Regions from separate parts of the Mus musculus genome. Here region 1 is linked to region 2. The links are chromatin loops, found by intact Hi-C in ENCODE. Cell type or tissue: gastrocnemius. All regions are shown on one strand. Each heading gives the region's core, and the rest is flanking DNA. Links, peaks and the distances in the headings are about the cores only.

What was found. Peaks named below come from ENCODE experiments on the same cell type or tissue, not always from the same donor. Only the 100,000 strongest peaks of a DNase experiment are listed, where the experiment ranks them.
Region 1: a loop joins it to region 2, with 2.2 times the contacts of the local background. A loop is called at or near these places in 6 of 42 quality-filtered maps.

The regions. Positions count from the first base shown.
Region 1 is chr8:119,059,678-119,071,247 of GRCm38, reverse strand. The region is part of intron 6 of Cdh13 (cadherin 13); the gene reads right to left. Among named protein-coding and RNA genes, the nearest start is that of Gm31893, 8.0 kb to the right of the region's middle. In gastrocnemius, for the core only: a CTCF peak has its summit at 6,511 (motif pointing right); DNase peaks (open chromatin) are centred at 6,493 and 6,953.
Region 2 is chr8:119,292,264-119,303,833 of GRCm38, reverse strand. All of the region lies in intron 11 of Cdh13 (cadherin 13), which reads right to left. Among named protein-coding and RNA genes, the nearest start is that of Hsbp1, 46 kb to the left of the region's middle. In gastrocnemius, for the core only: CTCF peaks have their summits at 5,874 (motif pointing right) and 7,068 (motif pointing right); a DNase peak (open chromatin) is centred at 5,880.

The sequences.
Region 1 (11,570 bases), core at 5,086-7,585, 230 kb after region 2:
CACATGCATAAGCAGCTGTGTGTGAGATTTTGAGCACTTGGGGCACCTGCTCCCACATCGGGAAATAGATTAATAATGGCTTCTATTTCACAGGGCACTTAGGAAAAGTAAACAGCTTCAAGTATTCACAAAGAATCAATAGAACATATTTGGGTCCTTCCTATGGGTTCTTAAAACACGGTTGCTGTAGTTACAAATGTCTGAAAAATCAATGGCCTAGATGTTTAACCATAGGAAAATGGCCAAATAAATTAGGCTTGACTATTCGGCGGGCCATTATCTAGTCATTAAAGATCATCATCGTGAGGACCACGTGGAGATCTTGGATATGCATATGATATATTAACTGGAAAGTAAGCCAGGCATGGTGTGTGTGTGTGTGTGTGTGTGTGTGTGTGTGTGTGCGCACACACCTCTAATCCTAGCACAGGCAGGGATAGGATCGCCACGAGTTTGAGTCCAGCTTAGCGAGTTTAATGCTAACTAGGGCTACATAACAAGATCTCATCGTAAAACATGGAGGTAGACGCAGACGAGAAGACAGAAGAACAGCAACGTCACAGGGGCGTGACCAGGGCTGGTGTCTATGCTAGTGCTGCACAGGGTATTTTGTTGTTGTTGTTGTTTTTAATCCTTGGGGAAGAGATGGCTCATGGGTTAGGAGTGCTCTTACAGAGGACCTGAGTTTGGTTTTCAGAGCCCACACTGGGAGGCTCACAACCTCCAAGGGACGACTGCATCTTGTGTGACCTGATGCCCTCTTCTGGTCTCCGTAGGCATCTGAACTTAGGCGCACATCCCCACAGACACAGACAAGTAAGCATATATTTAAAAAAAAATCACTGAAAAGAGCTTTAAGAAGTTAAATCTGTCTGTACTGATTCTGTAGATGTGTTTGGGAAGGTGAGGTGGTATATATGTTTAAATCAATCAATCAATCAATCAATCAATCAATCTCTCTCTCTCTCTGTCCCCTTCCCTTCCTCTTCCATTCCCCCCTCTCTCCTCTCTCCTTTTCCCTTCCCCTCCCCTCTCCTTTTGCCTCTCATCCACACAAGCTATGCCCTGCAAAATGTACTCTCAAGGCTCCTCCCTTCTAACTAATATTTCTGGAAACTGTCATCTGTCACGCGTTTGTACTGAATCCTTGCAGTGGCCAAGCAGGGCCTCTTGTGCCTCATAAGATATGTGGGCTATATGATTTCCGCCCCCCCCCCAGCTCTGTGGTACACCCAAATCCCCGAGAGACTCTGAGGGACAAAGTCTCAAAGGTAAAGATGGGGAGTTTCCCATAAGCAGCTGCTCAGAAGTTGCAGTGCACACACCTTGCCTTGGAAGGCAACAAACACGGCTTAGCATTGTTTTGAACTAGAAGCCATGACTCCTGAATCACAATGTCATATGTAACCCAGCAAAAACAGCCCCCAAGTAGGGCAGGGTGATTTGGGGAGGCTAACACACCATTCGTGGATTTCCAGTTCCCACAGATGCACTCTTCGTAAAGTGTTTCCTTTTCAGTCAAGTGACTGCAGCAGAAAAGATGCACCCAGGCCTTTAATGACATCCCTCATCTGTGGGTATCCCAGAGGGCCCCAGCATTCACAGACCCACACACTCAGTTTCCCAGACCTGGCTTGCGTTACTTTGTACTGAGCGACATTTATCAAATGTACAGTGGTAAGATAACTAAAGCAACTATACGTTTACAGATCTAGTTGTTTACCTTTTATTTGTACATGTGTACCTGCACGAGCTTATGTGTGCCACATGCATGCAGGAGCCCATGGAGGCCAGAAGAGGGCGCTAGACCTCCTGGAACTGTAGTTACAAGCTGCTCTGAGTTGCCCGGTGTGGGTGCTGAGAATCAAACCTGGGTCCTCCACAGGAACAGCAAGTGCTCTTTATCCTCTTAGCCATCTCTCCAACTAAGCTGCTATCATTTTATCAAGAGCTTGGACCATGACAGTCACTGTGCTAAGTGCCTTCAATATTATCTCATGGATTTCTCTGGGTTTCTTCATGGGGTACAGAGTTATTCTCCATTTTAGACAGGGAAACCAAAGTTCAAAAAATGAAGGTGATAGCCACAAAGCTGGATTTCTTCTCATGGACTTGGGTTCAGCTAGTGCACAACTGTCTCAGTTGGGTTGAAGGCTGGTTTCTGCAGCCAAGTGAACAGAAATTATGTTCAGTGTGAGAGAATAGTAATTCTCTTTCCTGAAGCCAGCTTTGGGCATTCCCCACTGAGGAAGGCTTTAGTGTGTATCTCAGGGAAATAAGTCAATTGCCCCACTCAAAATCTATAGCTCCTTATCACCCCACCCCATATTTAGTTTCAGTGTGTGTGTGAGTGTGTATATGTGTATCTCCTCCACATGTGTGCATGCACACAGAAGCCAGAAGAGGGTGTCAGGTATCAGCTGTCTCCCTCTCTCACTCTCTACCTGCTTATTCAGGGAGGGTTCTCCCCAAACCTGGGGCTCATTCTCAACTGGTCTTGAGGCCAGTGAACCCCATTGACACCCCCCTGTCTTCCAACTCAGAGTGAGGCTTGCAGGTGTTAGCTGGGATGACCTGCTTGTAACACAGATGCTGGGGTCCAGGACCATGTCTGCAGCACAAGTGTACTTAACCACTGAGCCATCTTGCCAGGCTCTGTATCTTTAGATGTTTGTTTTTAACATTGGCCACAGCTTTAAAAACAGTAGAAAATGAATATCACCCCACATAAAGCCACGTGTGACAACCAAATGTAAAACTAACCAAATGAATGGTCACTCAGCACAGCCCAGCCCAGGCCCAGGCCCAGGCCCTGGGCCCAGGCCCTGGGCCCAGGGCAGCCCAGCCCAGCCCAGCCCAGCCCAGCCCAGCCCAGCCCAGCGCAGCCTGCTTCCCTGTACAAGGTGAAGACATGGTGTAGTTTTCCCACCTGCGTACATGGTTGCAATTTGTTTTTATTTTCAGTTTCACTCAGAGTTTGGCATGACGTAGATAATAATAAATGCTTGGTTAAAAAATGAGCAAATAAATGAAGGTATGAATAATCTAATGTGGGAGTGAGATTTTACAGAACAACAGCCAGCTAAATCGTATGTACAATGAAACCGTGCGCACAGCTGTCTCTGATTTATTGATATTCTATTAACTGACAAAGCTGGAGTAGAAACATCCATTCCAAGAGAGTATTTCAAATAATTTCTCCTTTTCCAGTCTTAAAAATAATCATATTCTCAGGACATGGAGTAGGACTGTGTCTCCTGCCTAATGATGGGCACAGGCATGTGGCATTAGAACTCACTGGTCTGGAAGATAGGCTGCTGTTTGTCACAAATAGGAAATCAGGAAGATCAGCCCTGCCATTCTTGGGTCTTGAGAGATGAGCCAAGATTGAACAGAGAACCAAATCCCTGAGCTGCATCCAACACACACACACACACACACACACACACACACACACACACACACTCACACACACTCTCACACACACACACACACAAACACTCACACACACACACACACACACACACACACACACACACACACACCAGATGCATAGAGATGGTCTAGGCTAGGCTAGAAGAACCCTGAATAGTTTATTTACTGTGTGAATATGGTGGGCCGGTGCTGTTCATTGTAGTGGGAGGAGCTTTACCACACACAAGATCTGTGAATCCTTTGACCCTTGAACTCCTCAGACTTGAGAACACTGAAAAAGGGTTCTGTCATTTCTCCCAAAAGTTTCAAGGTGAAAGAGAGATTATGGAGAGAAAAATACCGCCTGGAAATGAGTATCTTTTAGGGTCCTCTTCAATGTCCCTTTCTGGTGTTTTGAAACCTCCTCTGTAGAGGTCATGGCTTCCTTACTGGGTTTATTCCTAGGTGTGATGGTTTGAATAGGCTTGACCCAGGGAGTGTCACTATAAGGAGGTGTGGCCTTGTTTGAGAATATTTGCCACTGAGTAGGTGGGCTTTGAGACCCTCCTCCCAGCCATATGGGAGACAGCCTGCTCGGGGCTTCCTTCAGATGAGGATGTAGAACTCCCAGCTCTTCCTGCACCATGCCTGCCTGGATGCTGACATGCTCCTACCATGATGATAATGGACTGAATCTCTGAACCGGTAAGCCAGCCCCAGTTAAATTTTGTCCTTATAAGAGTTGCCTTGGTCATGGTGTCTGTTCACAGCAATGGAAACCTAACTAAGATGCTAGGTGTTGTAATTTCTTTGAAGCTATCATAAATGTTATTGTTTTCCTGGTTTCCTGCTTGGCATGTGTACTGTTGGTTTATGGGAAAGGCAATGGGAATTTTTGTAGACGGGTTTTGTATCTTGTTACTTTGCTTCAAGTGTGTGTTGGTGTTAAGGGCGGATTCTTGGGGCTCTCTTAAGTGTGCGACATGGGATACCTTGGCCTCTTCCTTTCCTATTTGTATACCATTTACTTTATTCCCCATGTCAGGGTTCTAGCTAAGATGTCAGCGACTACGTGGAGTGAGATGGAGATGGGGGACACTTATCCATGTTCCTGATATCAGAGCAAATGCTTTGAGTTTTCCCCCATTTAGTGTAGTACTTAACCTCTATTACATTGACTTACTGTGTGTGTGTGTGTGTTCCTGTGAGAGCACACACAAATGCCTAAGCATGTGTGTGCTATTGTGCATGGAGGCCGGAGGTGAAGGTCGGATGTCTCCCTCGATTGCCCTCCATTGGCTGAGTCACCTCACCAGGTTCTGAGGCATGTGTCTATTTCTAACCATATTAAGCAAAAGAACACAGACTCAGAAAGACACATAGCATGCATGGGTCATCTATCTCATGTAAATGAGATGAAGGTCACACTTAAGCTCACTGTCTCTCTGGAGACATATCAGCGGGATGGGTTCTTGGGTGAACCCTGCATACAAGGAGGATGATGTAAGAACCAGATACTGAGCCCCTGAACTCATAAAGGCTTGGAAAGAAACTCTAGTAGATGAGAAACACGGACTAGATGATACGCGTGTGGCGAATACAGGAGAGAACTTCTCTTTGATATACAGTGAGCTATTGACAGACCAAGCATATTACCTGGAAGTCAACAGCACCCCCACTTCCAGTCAGAGCTGAGCAACAGCCTCAGACGGCGGCAAAATGTGTTCCGGGCCCTGCCAGCCACATGTTCTTGCCCAGTGGGCGTGGCTTCTGTGGCACTGGACTTCTTGGTAAATGTCACTGGATTTGTACTGTTCCCTTTACGCCACCATTTACGTTGAGTGCATAAGTGTGTGTTTGTATTTGTGGTGGACAGATATATGGGAGCCAGGAGTTGGCAATGGCTTCCTTAGCCACTTCCACCCTTCTTTAACTTCTTTGTGAATGACAAGATCTGTCACTGAGCCTGGAACCCACCAACTAGGTTATGCCCTAGGAAGCCCCACGTTCCCACCTTCCCAGAGTGGGGCTCACAGGCACACAGCACCACTCCTAGCTCTTGTGTGAGTGCTGGAGACAACTCGGGTCATCACGCTTGTGCTGCAAGCATTTCGCTGATCGGTCTCTCTGTGCTTTTATGGACCAGCTCTTGCCTCATGGAAGCATTTAGGATTTTTGTCCCCAAGGATTGGACAAACATTTTAGTTGGAAAGGCTTATTATAGAACATTCTAGAGTATTGTAAGAGCAAACCACATTATAGATGATCGTTTTTATTTGAGGCATGTAAGTAGTGATACCTGCTCACAGGGATGCCACTGGCCAGTCTCTGTTCCTGTGGTCAAGTCTGACAAACAGACCCCAGTCCCCTCTAGCACAGGGCTGCGGGGCTGTGGAGGTTCATAACCAGGAGTGTTTTGTGTCTTTTCTCTACCCCACCTGCCATGCATCATTCTCCACACGAGGAATCCTGTCTTCGCATGTTCTTGCCAAGGCCACCAATAACCTTAAGTGATTCTGTCCTGTGTCCTTCCCTCAGAGGCTCCCTGGAGCCTCCCCTGCCTCAGAAAGATGGAGCCAGTAGTCCAGGCCAGCTTCCTCAGGAACATGAAGCCAGCATCCAAGGCCAGGTTCCTCAGGAACACAGAACCAGCATCCAAAGCCAGCTTCCTCAGAAACACAGAGCTGGTATCCCAGGGCAGCTTACGGAGGAAGATATCTTTTCCACTCATTCCTGCCTTCTTGCCTCCAAAAATCCTAGTTATTCTAAAAAAGTAGCAATAACCACGAGGGGCTTATCAACAGTAACAGCGGCCACTGTGCCCAGGCTCACAGGGAGCTAGCCACTCTTTCCAAGCTAAGCACAGAAGACTTGGCACGCATGACCCCTTCAGCACTTCCCCAGATCAACCATCTCCAGTGGCCTTGCCTTGTGCATTATTAGGCTTTCCCGTGGTTCACAGCACACATTAACTCACCGGCGCCATTATCAAGCATATTGTGGCATAAACACTGTTAGATGTTTTGAGGGGGTCGTAGAACAGATTCCTTTCCCGGCTTTCTAAACCCCGTCAATGCAGGTATATGGCCACCAGGTGGCAGTAAAGCACCACTACGGAGATTGTTTTGCCTATCTAAAGGTGGCCACCAAGATCCTCTCCTTTTATTATACACAAAGACACACTTTTGTTAAATGCTTAAGCAGCCTAGTTTAACTCCAGGTAGGGCACGTGACCTAATGACATCATCACCGTATTTCTGATTCAGTTACTCTTCGGGATATGAGACAACTAGAGTCCACGGAGTTTGGCTAGATAGTGGAAGGTCTTCTATCATTGACTCCCACTCCTGAGGGGAGGAGGAGGAGAACGGGGGGGGGGGGGGTGGAAGAGGAAGTGGGAAGGGAGGGGGGAGGAGGAGGACAAAGAGGACAGAGGCACAAAGCAGCTCCGGAGTTAGATGGTTCCTCTCTCCACACTTCCAGGGCTTGGCTTCCCATCTTCTAGATCTAGTGACCTGCCTGTGTCCACTTTCTGCCCCACCCCCACTCCCTACCCTGCCCAAGGCCAGGGATGCCTGAAGACAGTTTACAAAGCTGGAGGCTATGAAGGCTAGTGGTGGAAACTTGCTTCCTTAAAAGCAACTGAAAGTCACACCTCCCTGGTAGATGTTTTGTTCCATGGAAGTTTTTGAGCACAAAGCTTGAAGCACAAAACTTCAAGAAGGAGAGAGGTGCTCTTTTGGGGGCTGTTACCACTGCATACCCAGGGACTGGTGGCTCTAAGCTTGGTGTCTGGCTGTTCTGCAGACCCAAGTCCCTTCCACTCTACTGCCCACCTTTCCAGCTAACACTTCAGGGAAGACAGGCTCTCAAGTCAACACTAAATATTCCTTCCTTCATGAAAACTTGTAGCTGCTTCTTAGGACCTTTAGCTAGGAGATCTAGAAAGCCAACTGTGTTTCTTAGCTAAGTGATGGAGAGCCTGTTCTGAATTCTCATGATAAAAGGAAGGGCTGGGGGAAACATGATTATCTTTATCATCAACAAAAACACACTGTATGTCTGTAGTGTGTGTGTGTCTGTAGTGTGTGTGTGGTGTGGGGAGAGAGAGAGAGGGAGAGAGAGAGAGAGAGAGAGAGAGAGAGAGAGAGAGAGAGAGAGAGAGAGAGAGAGAGAGAGCGCAAGCACTGGGGGTACGGCTCAATGGGCAGGAACATTTGCTGTCAAGCATGAGGCTCCAAGTAGGGATCCCAGCAAACACTAAAAATGCTAGGTTTGGCTGCATGTGCATCAGGAACACAATGTTCCAGGTGTGTGCAGCAGAGGCAGGGGGATCACTAGGGCTTACTGGGTACAACACAGCTCCAGGATGAGTAAGAGACTCCAACTCAAGGGATATGTTAGCAGAGAGTGCTAACATAGCATACCCAAAGTCTTCCTCTGGCCTGCCCAGACACATGCACGGCACACACTTGTGAGCATACACCCCATTTACATATTCACATAGATACCTCCACCATGCTCACATATGCATGTACATAAAAAATAAATACATTAGGAAGAAGGAGGAAGAGGAGGAGGAGGAGGAGGGGAAGAGGAAGAGGAAGAGGAAGAGGAGGAGGAGGAAGAGGAAGAGGAGGAGGAGGAGGAGGAGGAAGAAGAAGAAGAAGAAGAAGAAGAAGAAGAAGAAGAAGAAGAAGAAGAAGAAGAAGAAGAAGAAGAAGAAGATCATTTGTGGGGAGATGTGAACATCACCCCTTCCCTACTGTCAGAGCAGCAAGGGAATTGAGTCCCTGAGTAGGAGATGGAGACCAAGGAGGGAGACTGGACAGGTGAGATTTTAAGGTGTGGTGTTTGTGCATATGTGTGTGTGTGTCTGTGTGTGTGGATGTATCTGTGTGTGTATGTGTGTATGAGTGTGGATGTGTCTGTGTGTACATGTGTGTATGGGGGGGTATATACATGTGTGTGTCTGTCTGTGTGTATGTGTTTTATGTGTCTGTGTGTCTGTGTGTATGTGTGTGTATATGTCTGTGTGTCATGTGTGTGGGATGTGTGTATATGTGTGTATGTGTCTGTGTATATGTGTGTGTGTATATATGTGTGTGTGTGTCTCTGTGTGTATGTGTATTTGTCTGTGTGTTGTGTGTATATTTAAGGGTGTGTATGTGTCTCTCTGTGTGTATGTGTGTATATCTGTATGTATGTGTGTGAGTATGTGTCTGAGTGTTGTGTGTGTAGTATGTGTGTGTACATGTGTGTATGTGTGTGTATGTGTATATGTGTCTGTGTATGTATGTTTGTCTGTGTATGTGTGCTGTGTGTGTCTGTATATGTTTGTCTGTTTATGTGTGCTGTATGTCTGTGTATATATGTGTGCGTTTATGTGTATGTATGTATGTATGTATGTGTATATGTGCATGTGTGTCTGTGTGTATATGTGTGTCATGTGTAGTGTGTATGTGTATGCTGTGTCTGTGTGTCTGTGTGTGTAACATGTGTGGTGTGTATATGTGTGTGTGTTGGAGAGGTGATGGAAGATGAAAGCAGGAGATAATATTTTGGGGGCAGAATGGGACCAGCAAAAGAGGGTATGGGTGTAGGCAGGGACAGTGGGGAGAGGAACAGGAACTTTAATATAAAGACCGACAGGCATAAGCATGCCATCATGAAGCCATTAGTTTGTATACTAACTAAAAATTACTAACAGAATAAGAAATAAAAAATGCCTCGGACCTTAAAACAAACAAAAGAAAAAGAATCCCTGGGGTGGGGGCAGCAAAGCCTTAACGTAGCTTCATCTATCCCTTCAATCCCAGGCTGCCGCTGTCAGCCTTGCAGAAGTAGAAACTACCTGCTTTTAGTAGACCGTGGCACGGGACATCGAGGTGCATTGTGGGAGGCATTGTCTACTCTGCGGCAGAGAAGCCTCACTGATTTGGAAACTTGGATCTGTTCCCGTGCACCGTGTCTTCGATCTCTGTCTCCTGGGACTTGGGCTTCTAATGAATTCAGACAGTAAAAAGCTGGAATCCTATACCTTCAGGCAAAAAAATCGCCTTGAGCACAGCCTCAACTTAGAACAGGCTGTCATGAATGAAACCGAAATTAGTTTGGTGGGCAGAGATTTAAACAGCTTCTACTGCTCTGCCCAAGGGACGATGTATCACTCTGGCGGAAGTACTGCCCACTGCTTATTATTATACAAAACGGACAGACGGGAGTGCAGACTGAATTGAGAAGTATGAAAATCCCTGGAGTCTTTCAGAAGAGAGTGAGCAGTGCTATGGGAGGTCATGGGGCTCCAGGCTCACTGCTTCAAGGTAGATCTGCTGTGGGAATTCCCTGCTGGGTGTCTTTAGGCTCACTGCTCAGCCACCGGCTCAGGATTTCACATTGTGTTCTAGGGGATGCCATGGGTACTGTCCTAGGCAAGTTCCTTCCTGTCTTGGAGTCTCCGCTCTATCATCTTTAAAATGAGAAGACTCACTTGACAATGGGGTGGTACCGAAGCAGTGATGGTTCGGATTAGGCATGGAGCACATTGACTTGGTATTGAGCAAAGGGTCAAATGATGCCTCTATCTCCACCATCTCCACCGCCATCCTTATTACATCTTCATCCTCCTCCTCATCCCCACGGTTACCACTATCATCACCATGATCCTCATTATACCATCATCATCTCCACCACCACCAGCATCACTTTCAGCAGCAGTGCATCATCAATAGCATCACCATCACCATCCTCATCACCATCATTAACGGCAGCCTCGGCATTATGGTCCCCACATGAAGACGAGCATCCTCACCGTTGCCGTCATAGTGACTGGCAGCAGGCTCATTATCACCATCCTGACTCTAACCATCACCACAGTTACCATGGCTACATCATCATCTCATCCTCCATCTCCATCATCAACACAGTCCCAGTCTCTGTGGGCAGGGCTATGGCTTCCTCCAGAAAGCGCAACGTGATTTTACCTTATATTCTTGGTTGTTTTCAGTCCTTTCGGAGATTGAAGATGCTTTAGAAACTAGAAATGATTCCCTGTGTACTAGGAGTTTTGATTTTTGATCTGTTCAGGTAAAAAGTACATAAATCTATCCCTCCCAGAATACTCTAGATGTATTAGTAAGAAGCTATGGGTGCTGCTCCTGCCTACAGACACAGAGTTACTAAGGCTGGCCCTACCTACAGGCACAGAGTTAGTTACTGATACTGGTCCTATCTCAGGCTCAGAGTTACTGATGCTGGTCCTGTCTATGGGGCAGCACCTCACCCCTACTCTCTCACTACCTCACATTACCCTATGAGAGAGGGCTCAGGCTACCTTTTCAAAGGTGACGCTTAAGAGGGGCAAAGCAGCGAATTGCCCTTGGGACTCCATCAGGCCTTCTGAGTTCCTCTGCAGGCGCAGTTTGCCCGCTAGATCCGCTCCTCGGCCTCGGATGGATTCCTCTTTGCATTTGGCCTAGGAGAGGAGATGGAGCACTTTTTCAGCTGCCGGCTTCAGGGTGCTGAGCTGAAATATGCAGATTGAAGCCTGAACAGCTGCAGCACTGCAAAGTGGCTGGTATTTTGGTGGGCTTTATTTTAAAGTCCCTGACAGTTCAATCTCACTAAATAATTCAAGCTGTTTAGGAAAAGCCATCTGATTTTAAAGTACGTCCCTGAAGGTCAAGGAAATGGTTTGGATTTTTATTTTTGGTGAATAGTATTTGACAAAATAACAGAATTGCCCCTCATAATATCTTTCTCTTTACATCGCAAATGAAATTACTAAGCACACACTGTTGGATGTTTGTCTATAAACATCCAATGTCTCTTTCCCGTGTGTCCCTGACAGAATGTTAAGTAACATTCGGGTCTCACCATTCCGAGTGAAGCCCCAGGTTTGAATAAAGTCCAGGCTTGAAAGCACAATGCCAGAAGCCATCTCCAGCTTCGGGTGTCCCTGATCCCTTAGGGAGGTCTACTTGTATCCAGTGCAGGAAGACACAAGCCCCGAGTCATGGAAGAGCTAAAGGTATTGATTTAGAAATCAGCAGACAAGAACAAAACGAAGCAGCAATAAATGAAGAAAGAAAACTAAGAGACACACTAAGCCCCCAAACTTGCCTTGTAAAAGTTTTCTTGGACAGAGGTGGAAGTTT
Region 2 (11,570 bases), core at 4,760-7,259:
GGAGGGTCCCTTGTGGGTGGTACCATCTCTGGGCTGGTGGTCTTGGGTTCTATAAGCAAGTAAGCTGAGCAAGCCAGGGGAAGCAAGCCAGTAAGCAACATCCCTCCATGGCCTCTGCATCAGCTCCTGCTTCCTGACCTGCTTGAGTTCCAGTCCTGACTTCCTTTGGTGATGAACAGCAGTGTGGAAGTGTAAGCTGAATAAATCCTTTCCTCCCCAACTTGCTTCTTGGTCATGATGTTTGTGCAGGAATAGAAACCCTGACTAAGACAGGAACCATTTATCTTGTCTCTCACTAGAACCTTGGTCTCGGGCTGGACTGGTGGGTCAGAGAGCCCCAGGGATTCGTCTGGCTCCACCCCCTCACCCCCCAGCTGTTTTAGTTGTGTCTCCTGCTGCTTTGTTAAAACACTCTGACTAAAGCAACTTTGTATCGAACAGTTCCTGGTCACAGACCTTCACTGCGAAAAGTCAAGGCAGCAGAACTTTGGTGCGGCTTTTCACTGCACGTTGCTGGTAGTCAAGAGCAGAGAGAACGGATGTGTGTCCTAGCTCCTCTGCTCTTACAGAGTCCAGAACCGAAACCCAGGGACTCGTGTCACCTACCAGAGGTGGGTCTTTCTATCTCAACTAAAGTAATCAAGACGAGCCCCCACAGACATGCCTGGGGCCATCTTGATCTAGGAAATTTTTCATGGAGACCTTCCAGGTGATCCTAGATCATATCAAACTGACAAAGCTAACCGCCATTGCTGTGCTGGGATTAGAAGCACACAGCACCATGCCTGGCTGTTTTTACATGGGTGTTGGGGATTGACATCATGATCTTAGGTTTGTGCTGCAAGCAAGCACTCTTCTGAGCCATTCCCGTGCTCCCCCCCCCCCCCTTTTCTGTTTTGTTATGACAACCTAGCAGGCCAGCAGCATTGGCTTCGTGATGCAGATGGGAAACCAGGCAGAGAGACCTTCAGTTTCATGGATGCAGTCATACTAAAGTGAGGGCTGGCACAGCCCGGGAGGGGAGAGCTAACTCGATGCAGCTCCGGCCATCCTCCTCCATCACCTGATCTCAAGAGTCATTTTACCGAGTCATTTTCTCAGTGACAAAACTGTACCCAGCAATTCCAACCTGATTGATACTCTTCTGTGCTTTGGCAGCTCGGAGGCTGATAGCTGGGGCTGATTGCTCTTCTCCTTCGCTTCAAATGGCAGCCGCAATGAGGGGCATTGAGCTGGCTTAATTGGGGGTGCCATCGTAACCGATGACCTGGTTTTATCCAAACCAGCATCTTTTAAACAGAGTCAACCTGAATGATCTTTGTCACCCCAACATGGTCTCAGACTCGGGCTGATTGAAAAGCAAGTAATGGCCGACGGAGGTCTGTTTTGAAGTTTCTGTCCCCTCCGACCCAGTGTTTGGGCTGTTGTTTAGTGGCACTGAAACTACTCCGCTTCATGGCTAGCTTTTCCTTCAGTCCACTTCGGAGCCAGTGCTATTTCCAGTTGTTCATCACACAAGGGACAGAGGGGAAGGGCAGACTGGGGTGGGATGGAGCTTAGCCTATGGAAAACCAGTGTCTTCGTCGAGCCCACTTTAATTGTACAGCGGTTAGGCACACCTGTGTTGGTTTGTCTTCATGGTAACTGTTTTAGTTAGGATCACTATTGCTATGATGAGACACCGTGACCAAAGCTGGAGAGGAAATGGTTGATTCGGCTCACACTGTTTATCTTCAAAGGAAGCCAGGACAGGAACTCAAACATGTCAGGATCCCGGAGGTAGGAGCTGATGCAGAGGCCATGGAGGGGTGCTGCTTACTGGCTTGCTCTTCATGGCTTGCTCAGCCTGCTTTCTTATAGCACCCAGGACCACCAGCCTAGGGATGGAACCACCCACTATGGGCTGGGCCCTTCCCTACTGAGCACTAATTGAGAAAATGCCTTACAGCTGGATCTCATGGAGGCATTTCCTCAACTGAGGCTCCTCTCTCTCAGATGAGTATAGGTTGTGTCAAGTTGATATAAAACTAGCCAGCATAGTATCCTGCACCACATTTCTCATGGATGGGCTGGCTGAAACACACTTTATACAAGTCACGTGCTCATGAAGTTAGTATACTCCCAGATAGAATCAGGTGGAAAACAGGACATTTTTGATGACCACGGGAAGACTCCAGAGATGACAAGAGCTTCCTTTTTCCCATCGCCTGCCATTAGGAAGACCTAAGTGGGATATTTATCTTTCCACATTCTCCACAAAACACTGGCGTGAAGCAGGGACGTTTGGCTCTATTGGAGCCCAACGCTCTGTCTCAGGACCCTGTCTCTGGGGCCAGGGAGACGGACCTGTTGGTGAAGCGCTTGCCACACAACTATGAGGACCTGAGTTCATATCCCCTGGACCTATGGGAGAAGCCAGGCGTGGTGGTGCACACCTATACTCTCAGCCCAGGGAGAGGAGAGACAGGATGACCCTGGGGCTTGTGAGCCAGCTAATCTTGCTGACTCGGTGAGAACCAGTTCCAGGGAGGGACTCTGTCTTAAGAAAATGACGTGGAGGGGCTAAACCTTGGCAGTTTCCAAACAGGAGGTGTGACAGGTGTGGCTCCCAGGGAGGAAGTCGGGGACCAGCCTGGCAGAACCCGAACAGGACCTGGTACCCCAGGGTGCAGCAACGAGCCATGGACACTCCAGTGGGAGTCTAGACCTCTTTTGAGAACCTGCTCATGGCTGTTCTTGGTCCACAGGAGACCCTGGGGCGAACACCAGACCTTGGAGGTGACCTGAGCAGCATGATCGTCACCCCAGGACTCAGCCTTGGCTCACTGTGACTGCTCTGGCCTGTCACTTACACATCTCCCCATAGGACTGCATTTGATTCATTCCTGAATGCTTTCTCTGTGGCTCAGTACCTTCCTTCACGGTTACTATTTATCCCTTCCTAAGTCCTGGCAGTATTCCCGTGCTTGCTGTAGTCATTCCCTAGCGTTTCTGTGCTCTGAAGGCACCATCTTAACCTTTTCAGAAAGTCTGGATCATATAAGGCAAGTGACAACGTTCATCTCGGAAGACACAATGCTTGCCAACACAAAAGGTCTGGTTGAGCAAAACAAAAGCACATTGGTTACATGGAAATGATCTGCTTAGGTAATTTGAAACTCATTAAAACGGGTAATAGGGGCTGGAGAAGTGGCTGAGTGGTTAGTAGGGCTTGCTTGCTGCTCTTCCAGAGGACCTGAGTTCAGTTGCTAGCACCTATGCCAGGAGGCTCACGAAAGCTCTGGGGAGTCTGGTGCCCTCTGCTGGCTGCCACAGGTACCTGCACTCATGTGCGCACACCACTGTCCACCTCCTCACATGGTCAGATAATTAAAAATAGACGACAGTTTAAGAAAAAGGCATACTTCTCTCCTCAAACTATCTCTCCTGTCAGCATCATCCACATCATAAAGAAGCAGGATGTGGGGGGACCATCTGTGGGCACTCGCAGCCCAAAGGTCGGCTTCTGGGGCTAGTCAGTGTTTTTATATAACTCTGTTCAGACTCCACAGTTCTAGCTAAGGCATTCTTAAAACATTCTGGTTCTGCCATAGTCACTCTGACCTGGAGACGCAGAGCTGTGTGGACCGTGCTATGTTAGACCGCAAAGGGCTAGCTTCCCTTTCTGTTTTCTCTGCAGAACAGGCTCGTCAGAAGGACCATCCCTCCCTGGAGCGTAGGTGCTGAGGGAGAAGGTAAGGCGGTGCTCAGAGACGGTGTGAGCGGTCACAGCGCCCCAGCTGACTAGGTCTGTGTTCTGTTTGTCATCACGTCTTGCTCCCCTTCTTCTCCTGCCTGTGCACATTTGCATATCTGTGCACACATGTGCTTGTGGGCCCACAGTTGCTCTCAGGAGCCTTCCTCACCCATCTACCTTAGTCTTTGAGGCAGGGTCCTCTTCCAAACCCAGAACCCCCTGATATGACAAGTCTCGCTCGCTAGCCAGCTCACTCAGGGATCCTATCTCTGCCTTCAAAGGTGGGATTACAGGCAGCTCAGCATCCCCACTGACACAGAGTTTTACGCAGACTCTGGGGGATCCAAACTCCAGTCTAATTGATTGGCAGCAAGCACATTCACCATACAGCTACCTCCCGGCCCTCCTCGTGCGTTTTAAGAACTCTCATGGAGACATAACAGCTCACATAAGCGGGAAGGATGTTCACACAGCCATGACGTCTGCAAGGTGATGCGATCAGGCTCGCCTGCCTGCCATTCCGGACTTGCTTTGTAGACCAGGCTCGCCTCAAACTCATAGAGATCCGTCAACATCTGCCTCCAGAGTGCACTACCACTCCCGACCCATGATGCTTTTAAAAAATGCAATCTTTCACTCAATGCTGTCTTTGAGAGGCTCGTTCTGTTTCTGTAAGCAGGCATGGGCCACTCACGCACTGTTTTGATACAGTCGTCTATGTGAATGAGACCCATCTTTGTCTACTTTACCAGATGTGTGGGAAAACCCTCTATCTTTCGGGATGTGTGTATGTGTGTGTCACACGATTATATATGTGTTGTACATGTGTGTGCATCTATGTGCACATGCTACAGTGGCCTGTAGGTCAGAGGAGGACTGTGAGTTGCTTCTCCCCTTCCACCACTTGGGTTCTGGTACAGAACTCGGGTCTGGCTTGGTGGCAAGTGCCTATGCCCACTGAGCCATTTCTGTAGCTCCGATCTATCTTCCTTTGTGGTTAGTATTTTGTATCTTGTTTTTTTTTTTTCCTTTTTCATAAAATCTTTGATTACAATAAAGACGTGGATTTACTCATACATTTTTATAAATGATGTTTTATTCCACTTTTGTGTTTAGATTTAATTCCTGTCTATGGCTTAAGCAGGTGAGGGGATATGTTATTTAACCCAGCACAGACCCCATTTTCTCACCCCATGGCTGTCTTCATTGCCCATGTTATAACCAGGAACCTAGTATTTTGTGGCTGATCTGATTTGAGTCTGGAATGTTCCCCGTGGCTCCCATGTTTGAACATCTGGTCTACTGCTGTATTGTGTCTTGGAAGATGGTGCAGACTTTGGGACACGGTGTCTAGCAGGTTGAAATAGGTCACTAAGACCTTTGAAGGCCATACCGCTTCAGGTTGGGGCTTACATTCTGGTTTCCTGAGCTGCACTGTGTGAAGAGGCTGTTGTGATATGGTTCTGACACTATGGGGAAGCCACACCACCTGCCACGTCTTCTCTACCATGGTGGGCTGTGTGCTCTGAACCCGAGTCCACATAAGCCCCAAGTCCTCCTTAAACTGCTTCTGCCACGTATTCTGATCAAAGAAATGCATAAGTCACATGGCGCTCCGTGTTTGTGGTTGCTCTGGACATTATTTCACGAACCAGTTTATTTCTTTGTGCAAACATCACACAGTTTCAATTTCTACCATTTACTAATAGGTCTGAAGGTACATGGCACAAGGTTTCCAATTTATTATCAGGATCGCCTTGGGGACTTTTACCTCCTTGTGTTTCCATACATATTCTGCAGTCACAATATATCAATTTTGCCACCTCCCAGGAACTGGGATTTTGTTCAGCACTGTGTCTCAGTCCTGAGGTCAGTTTGGAAATAACTGACATTTCAATGGCCCAAAATCGTCCAGTCCATAAACATGGTATACCTCCCCACTCATGTAGACAGGAGGCTGGGCTTCCGAATCCTACCCAGAGTAGCTGCATCTCCCAGCAAGCCGCTGCTCAGCTGCTCTGGATGCCAGGTGTCAGCAAGCACAGCACAGACTCCACAGCTACAGTGCTCTCTGAGACCAGCACAACCCCTGCTCAGAGAAAAAACACTAAATGCTCCCAGGGCCTGCTTTCCTTGCTATGTGAGCCTGTGGGCACTAGGTGGCGCTCTGCAACCAGTTTTGTGCCAAGTTTTAGGATTAGGTGGGGGAGGTGTGTGTGTGTGTGTGTGTGTGTGTGTGTGTGTGAGAGAGAGAGGGGGGGGGAGGGAGGGAGGGAGGGAGGGAAAGAGAGAGAGAGAGAGAGAGAGAGAGAGAGAGAGAGAGAGAGAGAGAGAGAGAGAGAGAGAGAGAACAGTAGCTGTCCATTGCTTAGTCATTTCCAGTAAACCCTTCTAACCCATCATGATGGGTGTGAGTGTGCCATTCTTTCTTTGGGTCATTGTAGTTCCAGCCTGGTGGTCAATGTTAACGGTACAGCTTTGCCCACAAGGCCACACCAAAAAGCTCTTATGTTTTTAATTGTAGCTTCAGTGTAGAGAAGTTGGATATCTTCCTTTACATTTACATCTTGCTTGGCTTTCTGTGATCACTGAATATCTTAAAAATTCCATTTCTTACTAGGCATGGTGTGGCGCACACCTTTAATTAGGAGGCAGAGGGACACAGATTTACATAGTGAGTTCCAGGCCAGCCAGGGCGTACATAGTGACACCCTGTCTCAAGAAATAAAATCTCTACCTTCTAAGAGTTTCCTGTACTCTGACAACTTTGTTAAATCTACTAACTGTCTCAGCAGATACAAGAGTTTTATTTCTTTTAATTCCCAAGCCTGATAATTTGTTTGTTTTCCTCCTGTTGCTCTGAAGATGATGGGTCTCAGGGAAACGCTCTTGCCCTTAGTATTGATTGCACTGTTGAGCAAGATGTTGGCTGTGTCAGGAGCAGTGCCTTGGAGCTCAAATCAGATTAAGGACATTTCCTAGTTTGCTAAATATATATAAAGGTATGATATGTATATATTTAAATCGTGAATCAATATGCAACCCCTTGGGCTGGAGAGATGGCTCAGTGGTTAAGAGCACTGACTGCTCTTCCAGAGGTCCTGAGTTCAAATCCCAGGAACCACATGGTGGCTCACAACCATCCGTAAAGAGATCTGATGCCCTTTTCTTGTGTGTCTGAAGACAGCTACAGTGTACTTAGATATAATAATAAATAAATCTTTAAAAAAATATGCAACCCTTTTCCCCTTCTTCCCTCCTCTCCCTCCATTCTCTCTCTCTCCCTCCCCCCTCTCTCTCCCTTATCCCACACCTGGGTGTAATACCTATGGAAGCCAGAAGAGGGCGTTGGATTCCCTGGAGCTGGAATTACAGGTGCATGTGAGCCACCTTACCTAGGTGCTGGCAACCAATCTGGGGTCCTCTGCAAGGTCACCAAGAGCTCATAACTGCTGAGCCATCTTTCTATCCCCTACTATGAAACCATCTGTAATGCCGGTGTTAGGGTGATTTTATCATTTCTGTTGGGCTCATTACTATTTTTAGGATTTTAAAATTTATGCTTGTGAGATTGGTTTGTGATTTTAATTTTTTTTTGTAAGATTTTTGCCACGGTTTAGATAAGACACGATCTCGTAAGAACAGTTGCTAAGCGTCCCTCCCTTCTTCTTTCTGAAAGAGTTTCAGTGAGATTGGTATTCCTCCGTCTCTAATGTTTGGAAACACGAAGCTGCCATCTGTGCCTGTAGCTTGCTTAGTTAGAAGGATCTCAACAAAGATTTTTTTCCATAAATATTGGGGTATTTAAGATTATTTGATTTCTTCTTAGGTCATTTAAGTGTCTACATGACTTATTTGACAGTTTATTTGTGTGTGTATAAGTGTGAAAGCCTTGCTCTCTGGCTGCCTCGCTCTTTTGTCATGACTGATCCTATATCCCTTGAGCCCAAGTGGACCCTCCCTCCCTTCAGAGGCTCGTGTAAGGTATGAAAATTGCCTTGCCTACGTCTCTCATCACAGAAATGAGAGACGTAGGCAAGGCTATTTTCAGTTTTGCACGCGGGGAAGGAAGGCAGAGCTTTGCCAGTGCTGAGCCAGTGCTTCGAGGCTGAGCTATTTTGTCCCCTGACTGCTTTGAGCATTTCTCCATGATCAGTCTTCATCGGTCTGAATGTGTCCTGGGATGTGTTTCCTTCAAGTTCATCCTGTGGTTTGATGAACTTCTTCATGTCTTCCATCCGTTTGGGGACGTGCCTGATTGCATCTTCAAAGGCTGCCCAACGTGACATCACATCCTGTCCTGGAACTCCAGTTTAGATTAGAAGTGTCCCCAATGGTGTTTGAACACCTAGTCCCCAGATGGTGGCGCTGTTTTGGGAGGTTGTTGAACCTTTCAAAGGTAGCGTCTAGCTAGAGGAAGTGAGTCTTGGGGGAGGGGCGTGTCCAGCCTGTTTCCATGCTCCCCACCATGCCTGGTCCGCCATGACGGACCACACCCTCTCAGGCAAATTCCCCACTAAGTTGCTTCTTGTCAGGTTTGCGCTGAACGTGATTAGAGAAGTTATGAATACACACCACTAACGTCTCGTGAGTCCCAATTCTTCACTCTCTCTGTGCGTCATGTTGTTTTTCCGGTCACAGATCACAAATCTGTGTTAAATGGTTCTGCTGTTAAATGGTTCCTGGCAGAATGGAGCTCAGGAGGTTGATGCATCTCAGTTCTGGCACGGCTTCTTGATTATTTGTGATCCCAAACTTCGGGTGACGGTTCTTTCCTTCTGTCCAGTCCTTGGACATGCTGTCTCAAGTATCTTCACAAGTCTACTTCTCCCTTTGACTATCAGTTACAGATTCATCCCAGGGACGTTATAGACAGTGGTTCTCAGTCTTCCTAATGCTGCGGCCCTTTAATACAGTTCCTCTCGTTCTGGTGACCCACAAACCACAAAGTTGTTGATATTGTTACTTTGTAAGCATAATTTTACTACTGTTATGGATCATAAGGTATATGTGTTTCCTGGTCATCTTAGGTGACCTCCGTGAAAGGGTTGTTTGACACCCCCAAAGGGATCTTGACCCACTGGTTGAGAACTGCTGTTTTTTCTTTTTTTTTTTTTCTGGCTCTGCTGGCTCCTGCCTCAGCCCCGCATATGGCCATATTTATTTTATATATGTGGGTACACTGTCACTGTCTTCAGACACACCAGAAGAGGGCATTGGATCCTATGATAGATGGTTGTGAGCCACCACGTGGTTGCTGGAAATTGAACTCAGGACTTCTGGAAGAGCAGTCGGTGCTCTTAACCGCTGAGTCATCTCTCCAGCCCTGAGAAATGCTGTTTTAGATTATGAGTTGAAGGTTATTATACAGGAGTGAATTGGTTGTTGTTCCCTGCTGTGGACTTTTCCCAGACAGCTTGAGGTCCTGCCTCCTCTGCAGGGTTGCGGGTTAAGCTGGGTGGTGAGGCCAAGCTTCAAGTATAACCTTTCATGGTCAAACCTGGCCTGCCTCTGCCGTGATTCACGGCCTCGGGCTGCTCAGCTCCTGAAGGCTGCAGGAGACACAGCTCTTCTGGATCTGGAAGAGCGGCCCATCTCTCCAGTCAGCTCAGCTCCCTGGCACCTTCGGGGGTCGTGAATGAGAACCTGGTTGGATTGCTCTAGCTGGTCTCTTATTTCCTGGGAGACTGCAGGAGGTTCCCTACAGTCTCCTTTCCCGTTTGAAAGTCCACTGGGATGCTGCCTGGAGAGAAAGTGCCTGCTGCTCTCTGGAAGAGAGGGAGTGGTCCACAGTGTGTTTAGTTCACAGTACCCACATGGCGAGTCTCGTTTCAGGGAATCCCACACCCTCTTCTGGTCTCTGTGGGTGTGATGGTTTGTATATGCTCGGCCCAGGAAGTGGCACTACTAGAAAGTGTGGCCTTTTTGGAGTAGGCATGGCACTGTGGGTGTGGGCTAGAAGACCCTCACCCTAGCTGCTTGGAAGTCAGTCTTCCAATAGCCACCTGCAGATGAAGATGTAGAATTCTCAGCTCTGCCTGCGCCATGCCTACCTGGATGCTGCCATGTTTCTGCCTTGATGATAATAGACTGAACCTCTGAACCTGTAAGCCAGCCCCAATGAAATGTTGCCCTTATAAGAGTTGTCTTAGTCATGGTGTCTGTTCACAGCAGTAAAACCCTAACTAAGATAGTGGGCATCCGCACATACGTGCACTTCCACATTCAGTCTTGTGTGCTTACACCTAAATGAAAAATTTAAAATATGCAGAAAAGGAAGTCCATAATGGAAAAGCCTCTTAAGTTTGCAATGTGCCCTCCCTCTCCCCCCACCTGACTCTCACAAGTGTTTCTGTTTCTCCCCCCCCTCTCCTGGAGGAGGGGGGATGGGGAGAGGGTATAGGGGTAGGGGGATGACTGCCTCTAACCCAGAATCAGATCCACAAGTCCTTTCAATCCCTTAGGACCAGCTCCCCTCTCTCCCCCCCCCCCCCCCTCTCTCTCATCTCGCTGTGTCTGTAACTCCGATGATTTTTATAATGTTGTGGGTACTGCTGGAACTTGCTAGGTTTGCAGCTACATCCAACCTGGCACTTGTCGCTGCCTTGTGTTTTATCGCTGTGTTTGCACAAATGCCGGAGTGATTGTCAGTCTGCAGAAAATCAACTATGGAGATTTAGCTTCCCGGGCGTTAAATGACAAAAATCCTCAGCCTTTCATCCCATCAAATAGCCGACTTTGTAGCAAATTAATAAACACAAGTCCACACTCTGGATAAAGCTGAGACACCTGTTGACGTGCCAGATAAATTGTTTTTTCCCAGATAAACCTAATACCCAGAGATAAGTCTCCAGCAATCGTAGAGGCAGCCATTGCTCACAGCTCCCTCTGATGGACATGGCCTTTGCTGGATGTCCTTGCTTTAACTCTCTGGGGTGCTGTTCAATAAGACTACCCCTCCTCACAAAGTCCTGTGTGGTAATTAATCCCAACCTGTTTTCTGTTCACAACTCTGGGGACATTTCCATCCTCCGGAGACATCTGTGGCAGCAGGTTTTGAATTTCCTTGTCTGATGATAGAGTTAAGCGAGTTAGGCAAGGGTCCACCCGGGCTGGCTTTTCTCGGGTGCTGGAGCATCAGCCTTGGCTCCGCTCTTTACAGGAACCCGGCCCCATCCAGGTGCAATTCATGCTGCGAAGCTTTGAGAAGCTTTTTGGCTTCTTCGGGGGTCAGGAGGGCTTGGCGTCTTCTCTCTCCTCACAGCAACACAGCAACGCTCTAAGCAGGAACAAACCTCCTTGGTCTTCATTGAAACTGAGTCACCGAGTTCAACAGGCCCCACAGGTGTCCTCTGTGCACCCACACCTTGAGAAAACAATGGAGACCACTCCCTCCCTCCCCGCAGAAACACGAGCTTTATAGCACGCCCTTAGAAACCAGACAGCTAGTGAGAACCACAGTAAAACTCAGCCTCATAGAAAAATGCCAGCAATGTGAAGGATGGAAAAAGCCAAAGGTGAGGAACTGATGTCCTAGAGGAATCTCTCTATCTTTTATGTAGTGCTGGAGACTGAATACAGCACTGACTATACTTTCATCCTGAAGAAAATGCTGGTCTGGATATTAAACTTAAAAATTACATTTGTATGTATATGTGTGTACATGCCCATATATGTACTTTCCTGTACGTGTGTGTGTTTGTAAACGTATGTGTGCATGTGTGCATATATGCATGTGCATGTGCATATGTGCATGACAGGGTCAGGTGTGGAAGTCAGAGCACTTGCAGGAGTTGTTGTCTCCTTCTACTGTGGGCCTGGGTTTGAACTCAGG